Linked DNA regions of Homo sapiens: region 1 is linked to region 2. A link is a contact called in ENCODE Hi-C or POLR2A ChIA-PET data. All regions are on one chromosome and are shown on one strand. The core of a region is the stretch at or near the end of the contact, and the rest is flanking DNA. Distances in the headings are between cores, read along the strand shown. Region 1 has its middle 39 kb from the start of LINC03141. Region 2 holds the start of CRACR2A (calcium release activated channel regulator 2A).

Region 1 (5,177 bases), core at 554-3,053, 220 kb before region 2:
ATGTTAGACAGAAAAACACATCCTGCTTATCTTGTTCGGTTAGCTCTTCGCTGGTCCCTGTATGTGTCTACATTGTAGAAAATGAAGTTAAGTCATGTCTTTGTTATGGATTTTCCCTGGAGAGGTTTCCCCTTGATTTTGCAACTAGTTAAGTTTCCTTTCACTGATTGCCAAGGATTGTTTTAAAACAAACAAGCAAACCAACTTCATCGGAAAAGCACAGTAAATATTAGCCAGCATCACTAATAACTAAACAATGGTATGTAAGTACAGTAAGCTTTAAAGAAACACAGAAGATGCACTGTTTCTCATAATAATAATGGCTAATACTTCCTGTGTGTCAGGCACTGTTTTAGGTGCTTTATACCTTTTTAATGAAATAATCTTTAGGAAAACTGTATTAGGTAGATTGTTTATTATGTCAAACTTATAGATCATGAAACTGAAGCAGAGTGAAGTGAAGCACGTTGGCTAAGGTCATGCTTTCGTTACCGGTGGGGCTTGGATTTGAACCTGGGCAGTCCGAATATGAGTATCACCCGTGACCCTTATCTCCAGTACCTTCTGCTGTACTGTACCAGCCCACTCCCAATCTACAAAACAGAGAAGCAATTAAGCCAGGTCATTAAGTAATTTGTTATACATAATAGTATACACAAGAATGCTTGGGTAACATTGAATTTTTCTTAACTTTGGAAATGACCTTATAGTACTATCTTTTGTGCAAAAGCTGCTGAGGACATAATTCTCGCTCAGGAGTCAGAAGACTTTTTCTGTCAATGGCTAGGTAGTAAATATTTTAGGCTTTGCTGGCCTTACGGTCTTGGTTGCACCAACTCAGCCACTCAGGGCAAAAGCAGTCGTGGGCAATAGGGAAACATGGGCATTGGACACTCAAATTTTACTTTCATATCATATTCATATGCCACAACATATACTTCCTCTTTTGATTTCAGAAAAAAAAAAAAAAAGTGAATTTTTTTTTTTTTTTTTGGCGACAGAGTCTTGCTCTGTCGCCCAGGCTGGAGGGCAGTGGTGCGATCTCGGCTCACTGCAACCTCCGCCTCCCAGGTTCAAGCAGTTCTCTGCCTCAGCCTCCCAAGTAGCTGGGACTACAGGTGCCTGGCACCAGGCCTGGCTAATTTTTGTATTTTTAGTAGAGATGGGGTTTCACCATCTTGGCCAGGTTGGTCTTGAACTCCTGACCTCGTAATCTACCCGCCTTGGCCTCCCAAAGTGCTGGGATTACAGGCGTGAGCCACCGTGCCCGGCCAATCATTTTTAGTTTATAGGCCATGCAAAAACAGGCAGCAGGCAGGATTAGGTCAATGGACCCGAGTTTGTTAAGCCCTGTTCTTGCTAGCTGATTCTTCCACCTCATCGTAAGCTCTCCAAGGCCTGGGACCATGTTAGAGTCAGCTTGGCACACTACAGACATTTAATAGAAGTTTGTTGAGTTGAAAGGAATTGAACTTAGAAAGGGGGAGGAGAAGGAAGGCACTTCAGAAACCCCATCCTGCTTCATGCTCAGACAGGAACTAAACTCAAACAAGCGTGGGACATTCCTTCTTCCCTGCATACCTCACTTGCTTTTTGTAATAGTTTTGTTCACTTTTGATTGCACTGGTACCTGGCTTATCCAGGTCTATAGCTCTCACTATCTCTGTATGGCAGGTTTCAGACTGCAATTTGTAGATAGAGATCTTGAACGAGAGAAGAAGAGGCTCCCAGCTTCCTCTGCTGGGCTCTGGGCCAAGCTGTCCCTGTGGCACTTCAAGAGAGACAGGGACCTTCCAGGGGATTTAGTGGTTCCTCATTTGGCTGAGTAGCAAATCAGAATGCTTCTTTCTGATTTCTGCTCCTGATAGCATGGCACACAGATCAAAGGAAGAAGTGCTCCCAATAATACTGAAACCTTCTGCCTCCAGCTGCACAAGAACTATTTGGAAAGTGTGTGACTCTAGAAGGTATGCAGCTTAGAGCAGAGTAGAGGGCACCTCACTGAGGTTTTCTAAAGATCTATGAATTTGAGACCCTTATGATTCTGGAGCAGGAGAAATTCCAGTTGTCCTATCATATAGGCAGGCTATGACCTCTGAAGCCTTTTCCTAGTTGGAGACTCAGTTACTAGAAACAAAACCCTCATCCTCATCTCCAGATGAATCTGAAGAGTTCTATAGCCAATAAGGGTTAGCCTGGCACAAAGGCAATTTCTGGCTGCTTTTAGAGTGCGGGCGCTTCCTCGTGGGTGCCTTTCTGTGTGCACCTGCAGTGCCGGCATTGGTCACCGCTGAGGAGCCACCAGCCTGGAGCTGGGTTTTGGCAGGACAGAGTAAAAAAAAAACCGGGTTTTTCAGTTTGGATGGGATATATTTCAACTGAGCACGAGAATCTTCCCCCCACCCACGTTCTCCAACATCATCTACTCTGAACAAAACCTCCGTAAGACTGCTTCGATAATATGATTTATCTCCTTTTTCTGTTCAGCTCTGCCTTTAAAAAGTGTTAAACTGGTTAAGAAGGGGATTTCCCCAGGAGCGTGGCATGAGTTCTTTCTCTCTTTGGGAGATGTGCTTCCAATTTTTTGCGTTCTTTGCTGAGATAATCAGCAGTTTTTGTGTTTTTTTTTTAAGATGGAGTCTTGCTGTGTCACCCAGGCCGGAGTGCAGTGGTACAATCTTGGCTCACTGCAACCTCCGCCTCCCAGGTGCAAGCGATTCTCCTGTCTCAACCTCCCATTCTTTCTACTCTTCCTTCCCATTTTTACTGTACTTGTCCCTGAGTCTAGAATTATGCACACACCAAGCAGGGTGTTGCCTAGTCTGGAGATCTGAAGGGATCCCTAAGGTTTTTCCTCAGAATTGCCTGATATTTTACTCTTAGTGACTCACTTCTTTGGGTTAAGCATGAATTCTTTATTATATTTTTAAAAAATCAAAACAAAACAAGAACAAACTTGGCAGGAGTGATGACTTGTCATGGGAACAGTAATTATCACAGGAAAAACCCAGGTTTCTTCCTGATATGTCACGAAGAGGTTCAAAGTAGATGGAATATAGTGTAGGGTCAAGAACACCAAAGTTCCAGGAGCTTCTAGTCAAGAAAGTGAACAATGGCTTCCCCTTCCACTTCAACCAAAACCCCTCACTCTTCACCACAGCCCACAAGGCCCCTCGTGATCTATTTCCTGCCAACCTCTCTCACTCCACCCTGGGTCATGCTCATTTCTTTCATGGTGCTTCAGCCAGAACATCTTTTATTTCTGCTTCTCAAACATATCAAGCTCCTTCCTGCCTCAGAACCTTTGCAGATGCTATTCCCTCTGTCCAGAATGCCCTTCTTCCAGATGCTTACATGGCGACTTCCTGTCATTCAGGCGTCCTTTGACATACCATTTCCTGACCACCCAATCTAAAATTGCCCACAGATATTCTCCATTACATTGCCTCAAATTGCCTCATTTTACTTTCATAGTGTTTACCACTCTCTGAAATCATCTTTTTTTTTTTTTAAAATGTGCTTCTTTCTTGTGATTGTCCTCTCATAAAATGGTAAACCCTATGAGAAAAGAATCTTCCCAATCTTAATTATTAAATAAATGAATCAAAGTAAGGGTCAGACCTTCCAGCAAGGATTAAAAGCAAAGAGATAGGAAGTTTAGGGGGAGGCGTAGCAGTGACCTGGAAGTCATAGACAGGTGTCCAGGTCATCTCTGGGAGCCTTAGAGGTTGGTGCTCCCTGGGAGGGGTGGTGGGTACATCTATGTAAGGTCTCTGAGAAGGCTTAGTCAATAGGACTCCTCTTTCCTACCCTGATTCAGATCCCTCAGATAAATAAGACAAAGGAGGCCGGGCGTGGTGGCTCACGCCTGTAGACCCAGCACTTTGGAAGGCCAAGGCGGGTGGATCACAAGGTCAGGAGATAGAGACCATGGTGAAACCCCATCTCTACTAAAAATACAAAAATTATCTGGGAGTGGTGGCTTGTGCCTGTAATCCCAGCTACTTGGGAGGCTGAGGCAGGAGAATCGCTTGAACCAGGGAGTCAGAGGTTGCAGTGAGCCAAGATCACACCACTGCACTCCAGCCTGGTGACAGAGCGAGACTCCATCTCAAAAAATAAAAAATAAAAATAAAAATCAGCTCATTCATTGCATCATCTGAGCACACCATCCCTTACAGTGATTCTCCCCATTATGTAACCTTACGGCACCATCGATCTCTTCCGCAGAATACGTGCCAAAGTTGTAATGGTGCATTTAGTTGTGTGATTCTTGTATTTACTTTAAAAAAAAAAAAAACCATTTATTATGGAAATTTTCAAACATTTGCAAAAGTAGGGTAAATAGTAAAAATAACTCCATGTGTCCATTGCCCAGTTTTAACAACTATCTACTCATGACTAATCTTATTGATTCATTGTCTTTTATAAATTTTCTAGACAGTGTTTTTTTTTTCTCACCACTTTGTCCCTGGCCTGACTCATATAAGGCACACATCCTTTGAAAGAATGACAGACTGAATGGATGAATGATATGCTGTGCATTACGCAAAAGGACAGCGCAGGCTGCCGAGAACATAGATGATGTGTTGGTTAGCTGGGGCTACCACAATAAAATACCATTGATTGGGTGGCTTATACAACAGACGTTTATTTCTCACAGTTTTGGAGCCTAGAAGTCCAAGATCAAGGTGCCAGCAGTGTCAGGGTCTGGTGAGGCTTCTCTCCTTGGGTTACAGGCAGCCAACTCCTCATTGTATCCTCACATGAAGGGTGGAGAGAAGGAGAAAGCTCGCTGGTGTCTCTTCCTTTAAGGGCACTAATCCTATCCTGAGGCCCCACCTTCATGACCTCATCTAAACCTAATCATCTCTCAAAGGTCCCATCTCCAAATACAATCACATTGGGAGTCAGGACTTCAACATACGAATTTTGGGGGATGCTATTCAGCTCATATCAGGTGAGCAGCGTCTAGCTTAGAGGGAGGATTCTGCACAAGTCCAGCTATTGCCAGCTTGCTTCCCACAGCTTTGTGAGGACAGAGGGGAGAGTACACAGGATGAAGAAGATGGGAGAGGTTGTGGGGGATCCACAAAGCCGGAAGAGGCAATGCAGACTTCCTTAGGTATCCTGGCTGGCAACAGCCCAGTTCGCCTACCTCACTTACTTGGGTTTAT
Region 2 (4,749 bases), core at 332-2,831:
TTTATTTCGATTCATAGAACACCCCATGATGCAGGAGCTGTTACTATCCACATTGTACTGATGGAGAAAGTTCCAGTAACTTGCCAAGGACGTAGCTGGCAAGTTGGAGCACTGAGATTCAAACCCAGGGCTTTGGCCTCCAGAGTCTGTGCACTAACCACTGTAATACCTCTGAGACTGTAAGGGGCAAATGAATGACAACGCATTGATTTAGAAGTGAAAGGCGATCTAAACGTGCAAGTATTAACACTATTAAAAACAACAATAACAATGGTAGGTACCTCCGATGCCTCTGACCTTATCTCTCTGGTCACAGTTTTCTGCTCTGTAAAATGGGTGGGCAGGCTTTACACTGGATAATCTCTGAGGCCCCTTCCACTTCTCAGATTCTGATAATGAAATGTCCTTCTTTCCTCACATAAGGCTGAGAGAAGGTCAAGCCACCAGCTTGCAGACCTTGGGAGTTGACACAGGGAAGCATACCCAGGACAGAGCCAGAAAAGCCAAGGCACGCAGTAGGGACACACCAGAGGGCAGGCCTCAGAGCCCCTGACAGCCTTCTGAAACTCTGGCAGGGTGGAGGGAGGTTGTGGGCTAGTGGCTGGCTGGGCTGCAAGGAGAAGAAAGGACTCCACAGAGTAATTTATAACAGCTGCTCAGTAAGTGCTAATTTGTTTCTCTCCACCTTGGAATAGGACTTAGCGCGTGTGAGAGGGGGATGCTACTACATAAACCAGTACCAGAAAGATGGGCTTGCCAGGAAAGAACTGGGGCACTCTGCAGGGGCAGTGTCTGGGGAAGGGTTCTCCAAAAAGGTGACATTTCAGAGGGGCCTGGATGGATGAGTAGGATTTCAACAGGCAGAGATGAAAGGGGAGGGTGTTCCAGGCAAAAAGAAGAACTCCCAGCAGCCATGAAGAACAGCTGGTGTTTGGCAACAGCTAGTGTGTCCAGAGCGAAAGTGTTGTGTGTGTGTGAGGGAGAGAGGGTGAGGCTGGAAAATTAGGTTGTGGCCGGAGAGGGCAGGGTGGGCCTTGCCTTGTGCGCTAAGCTGAGGGGTTATCCTGCAGCCGGAGCACCTCGGGAGGCCTTTGAAGATTTACTCAGTGCTTTATTAACAAATACGTATTGGGTTTTTGGTGTTTTGTTTTGTTTTTAACGATTCATGCCCACAGTAGAATATATAGAAGAGTCAGAAAAGTATAAAGAATAAGGATCCCCTTTAGTTTCTGCTCCCAGAGGTAACAGCCGGAGTGACGCCGGGCTGCTGCCGGGTTTTCGGGGGTGCACTCCCAGACACCACCTCTCCAGTGAGCCAGCGAGGGCCGGACTGATGCCCCACCTTGGGAGCCTGAATCGGGGCAAGGGGCCTAGGGAGCAGCGGGACCCCGGAAGCCCGACCAGTCAGGCCGGCTAAGTCGGCAGCCGCCCCGCCCTCGCCACCCAGCCTCCCTGGCGGCCTCAGGTCGCGCCTGCAGGCCCGGACCCCACCGCTTGGCGCGCGCACGTCCCGGAGGGCGTCCAGGGGGCGCCGCTTCCCGTTCAGCTCCGCTGAGGGGCTGGTCCAGCCCGCGCGGCTCGGAGCGGAAAGAGTCGGGCGGAGCAGGCGGCTGCTTGACAGCTGAGAGCCGAGCGGGCGGCGCGGGCAGGTCCACGGGAAGCCTACACGCCCAAGGTAACGTGGAGGAAGGTTGAGGGTGGGCGGCCGGGGCGGCCGGGGGGCGGCGCTTCCTGCCTGCTCCTCCGGCTGCGAAGTGTGAGCGCGTGTCTGCCGCACATGGAACTCGCAGAGGGCCTGGATGGAGGCTGTGTGCCCTTGGGGGGGAACAGCTGGCTCCCCTGCCACCCCCAGGCCTGGCCTGGCCCTTGCTCCCCTCCCTGTCACTCGGTAACGGGACTGGAGGAGAGCCGAGAAGCACTAGGGTTTTGGTCAGGAAAGGACCTTAGGAACCCTCCAGCCTCATCCAGCCTCTTCATTTCACAGATGAGGAAACTGAGGCTCAGAATGGTAAAGTGACTTGCCCAAGGTCTCAAGTCTAAGAACCAAAACTCCTACCTTGCAGGTCAGTGCTACTAGGAGCCCTGGCCACGCAGGCAGCATCCACAACTGTTGCCATGCCGAGAAACAAAGAACCGAGACAGACAGTCAGAAAGACACAGAGAGAGAACCTCCCAGAGCAAAGGAAGGAGGTCAGGAAGTGGGCGGCTGCTGGGGCTTGGCTTCCGCCCTGGCCCCCGCGTGTGCTGGCCTGGCTGTGTGGCTCAGAGGCGTTGTGCTGACTCTGTCCGTGTGTGTGTGTGTCCGTGTGTGTGTGTGTCTGTGTGTGTGTGTCCGTGTGTGTGTGTGTGTGTCCGTGTGTGTGCGAGTGTGTGTCTGTGCACCCATGCATGCACGGGATGCAGCGAATGTACCCTGCCACGTGGGAAAGCCCTCTGAGTTCATTTATCTGTTTACACAGTGTGCTTAGGAACCTGCCCTGTTTGGCTCTGTGGAGGACACCAGGAGTCTCAAAGGAATTCGTTCTGTGTGACTCAAGAGGACAGAAAGAGCCAATCCGTGGGAGTCCCCAGGGTGGTCAGAGGGTCAGGAGGAAGAACCTAACTCATGAGGTGATGGGTTCCTTGTCTCTGGAAGAAAGCAGCATGTACCGAAGAGTCTTTTTATCAAGGATGTGGGCATAGGGATATGAAATCAGAGCAGTTTGCTCCACGTGGAATCAGCATTTTTGTTGAAGGGTCCAGAGTTCATGCCCCTTTTCAGGTGAAATGAATATGTACAACCTCATGGTTTAGTATTTGCCCATAAGAGCTACTTCATGCGCAGTTTTTAAGTGATAAGTGAGAGGCTTCAGGTATGGCTTCCGAGGTCCTGTCACCTCTCGGTTCTATAAGTGAGAGGCTTCAGGTACGGCTTCCGAGGTCCTGTCACCTCTCGGTTCTATACTATAAAGTGTGTAGAGGGAGTTTGGAGGAGGGAGGTTACTTCTGGAAGGAGTGACTCGCAGAGGGCGTCCTGGATGTGGCACTGAGGCCGGGCCTTGAATAGGAGGCTGGGTCTGGGCATCTTGGGGAAGGACGGCTGAGCAAAGCCGTGAAGGTGGGTTGTACCTGAGGAGCAAGGAGTAATGTAGTGGACAATCCGGTGAGGAGTGCTGCCTGGGAGAGATGGCAGAGGCTTGGAGTGTTACGAGTCTAGAAACTTCATTATTAAGCCTAGGGATATTTTGATGGTTTCTAAGAAGGGAAGTGTTGTTCCTGGAGCTGGGTTCAGAAGAACATGTCATCTGCACCTGGGTATGGGATGTACTGCAGTGGAGGAAGCTGTGGGAAGAGAACCTGGGAAGAAGCCCATTGCAGTCACCATGAGGGGTTGAACAGGGCTGGTGGGAATGGACAGGAAGGGGCTAAAAGGCTTGGGGGTAGGGGAAAAGTCATCTGCCATGTGCCAGGGCCTGTGGTAGGAGATTTTCATGTTTAATCTCATTTAATCCTCCTGACAACCTCATGAGGAGATTGCTATGATTGTTCCATATTGTAGAGGAGGAAACTGAGAGAGAGGTTAGGTGGTTTATCCAAGGTCATACAGAAAATAAGTGGTGGGATGGGGATTTTAACCCAGAGAACAATGGAGTAGATGCAATCTGGTAACTGAATAAATGTCAGGGACCAGAGCAGAAGAGACCAAGATGATGGCGATTTGGATTCCAGAGTTAGAGTGGCTGGTGATGCCACTGACAGAGATGGAACCCCAGGTGTGGGGGGTGATTGGAGATGCGTCACGCTGTGGTGAGCCTGCAGAAGGCAGGCCCCAGCACTGGGGCAGTGGCCGCAGTAGCCATCCATTCTGCCTTGGGGCTCCTTGTTGCAATGGTTTGCTGAACCTGTTGTGGGGAGGGAGGGTTGAATCTGCAGGCTGCCTGGGTACTGGCAATGCAGCTGAGAGAAGCTAGGGGAGAGCTAGTGAGGGATTCCTCAGGGACAGGCTAATCACCCACTGAGTTCACATCTCTCTCTTGCTTTTCTTCCACACAAAATAGTGTCTATTTTGTTGCAATGCACAGAGGACTCAGGCACTTGCCATGATACCTTAGGTGAGAATTAGTTCAGATTTTATATTTTCCAAGGCCCTGTTTCCCTCGTATGTTTCCCCTAGAGAAGAGCTAAAAGATGTAATTGCCAAATATTGCAGAATATTGCAGAATTCAGGATCTTAAGAGCAGGTCCACGGCCTCTTACAATGTCATAGAATCACGGTGTTCTAGAGACAAGTCTGCCCTATTTTACGGATGGAGAAACTGAGTCTTTGCGAAATCATGGTCCTTTGTCAGCTGTTAGTGAGTGGCAGAAATGGGTCCAGGCCCTTGGGCTCCAGAGGTTTTGCTTTCTGCACTGACACACATGGAGGCCGCTGTCTTGCAGAGGAGCCTCCAGGGTTTCCTGTAAAATAGCCCTGGGGGCCAGGCTTGGTGGCTCACACCTGTAATCCCAGCACTTTGGAAGCTGAGGCGGGTGGATCACCTGAGGTCAGAAGTTCGAGACCAGCCTGGCCAACGTGGCAAAACCTCATTTCTACTAAAAATACAGAAATTAGCTGGGCTTGGTGGCAGGCACCTGTAATCCCAGCTATTCAGGAGGCCAAGCAGGAGAATTGGTTGAACCCGGGAGGCGGTGTTTGCAGTGAGCTGAGATTGCGCCATTGCACTCCAGCCTGAGTGACAAGAGCGATACTCCGTCTCAAAAAATAAAAAT

What was found. A loop is a pair of places that touch in the nucleus more often than their neighbours do. ChIA-PET counts read pairs that join two places held with the same protein, here RNA polymerase II (POLR2A). Pooled maps may share reads with other maps.
Region 1: a map of CD8-positive, alpha-beta T cell shows a loop between it and region 2 (25-fold over the local background). The contact joins the enhancer-like site here to the promoter of CRACR2A in region 2. A Hi-C loop is called at or near these places in 3 of 168 maps with a recorded cell type or tissue (CD4-positive, alpha-beta T cell, CD8-positive, alpha-beta T cell and naive thymus-derived CD4-positive, alpha-beta T cell) and 4 of 50 pooled maps. POLR2A ChIA-PET finds 5 or more read pairs at or near these places in 1 of 52 experiments (activated CD4-positive, alpha-beta T cell).

What each region holds. Positions count from the first base shown.
Region 1 is chr12:3,970,802-3,975,978 of GRCh38, reverse strand. No RefSeq gene overlaps it. Among named protein-coding and RNA genes, the nearest start is that of LINC03141, 39 kb to the left of the region's middle. Within about 2 kb of position 1,803, at least 4 of the 41 ENCODE cell types and tissues checked have a DNase peak (open chromatin) inside an H3K27ac peak, as active enhancers do; they include CD4-positive, alpha-beta T cell and CD8-positive, alpha-beta T cell, where a contact is called at or near this core.
Region 2 is chr12:3,749,941-3,754,689 of GRCh38, reverse strand. CRACR2A (calcium release activated channel regulator 2A) reads left to right here and starts at 1,581. Exons shown (of 20, transcript NM_001144958.2): 1 at 1,581-1,675. RefSeq lists a silencer at 1,347-1,846.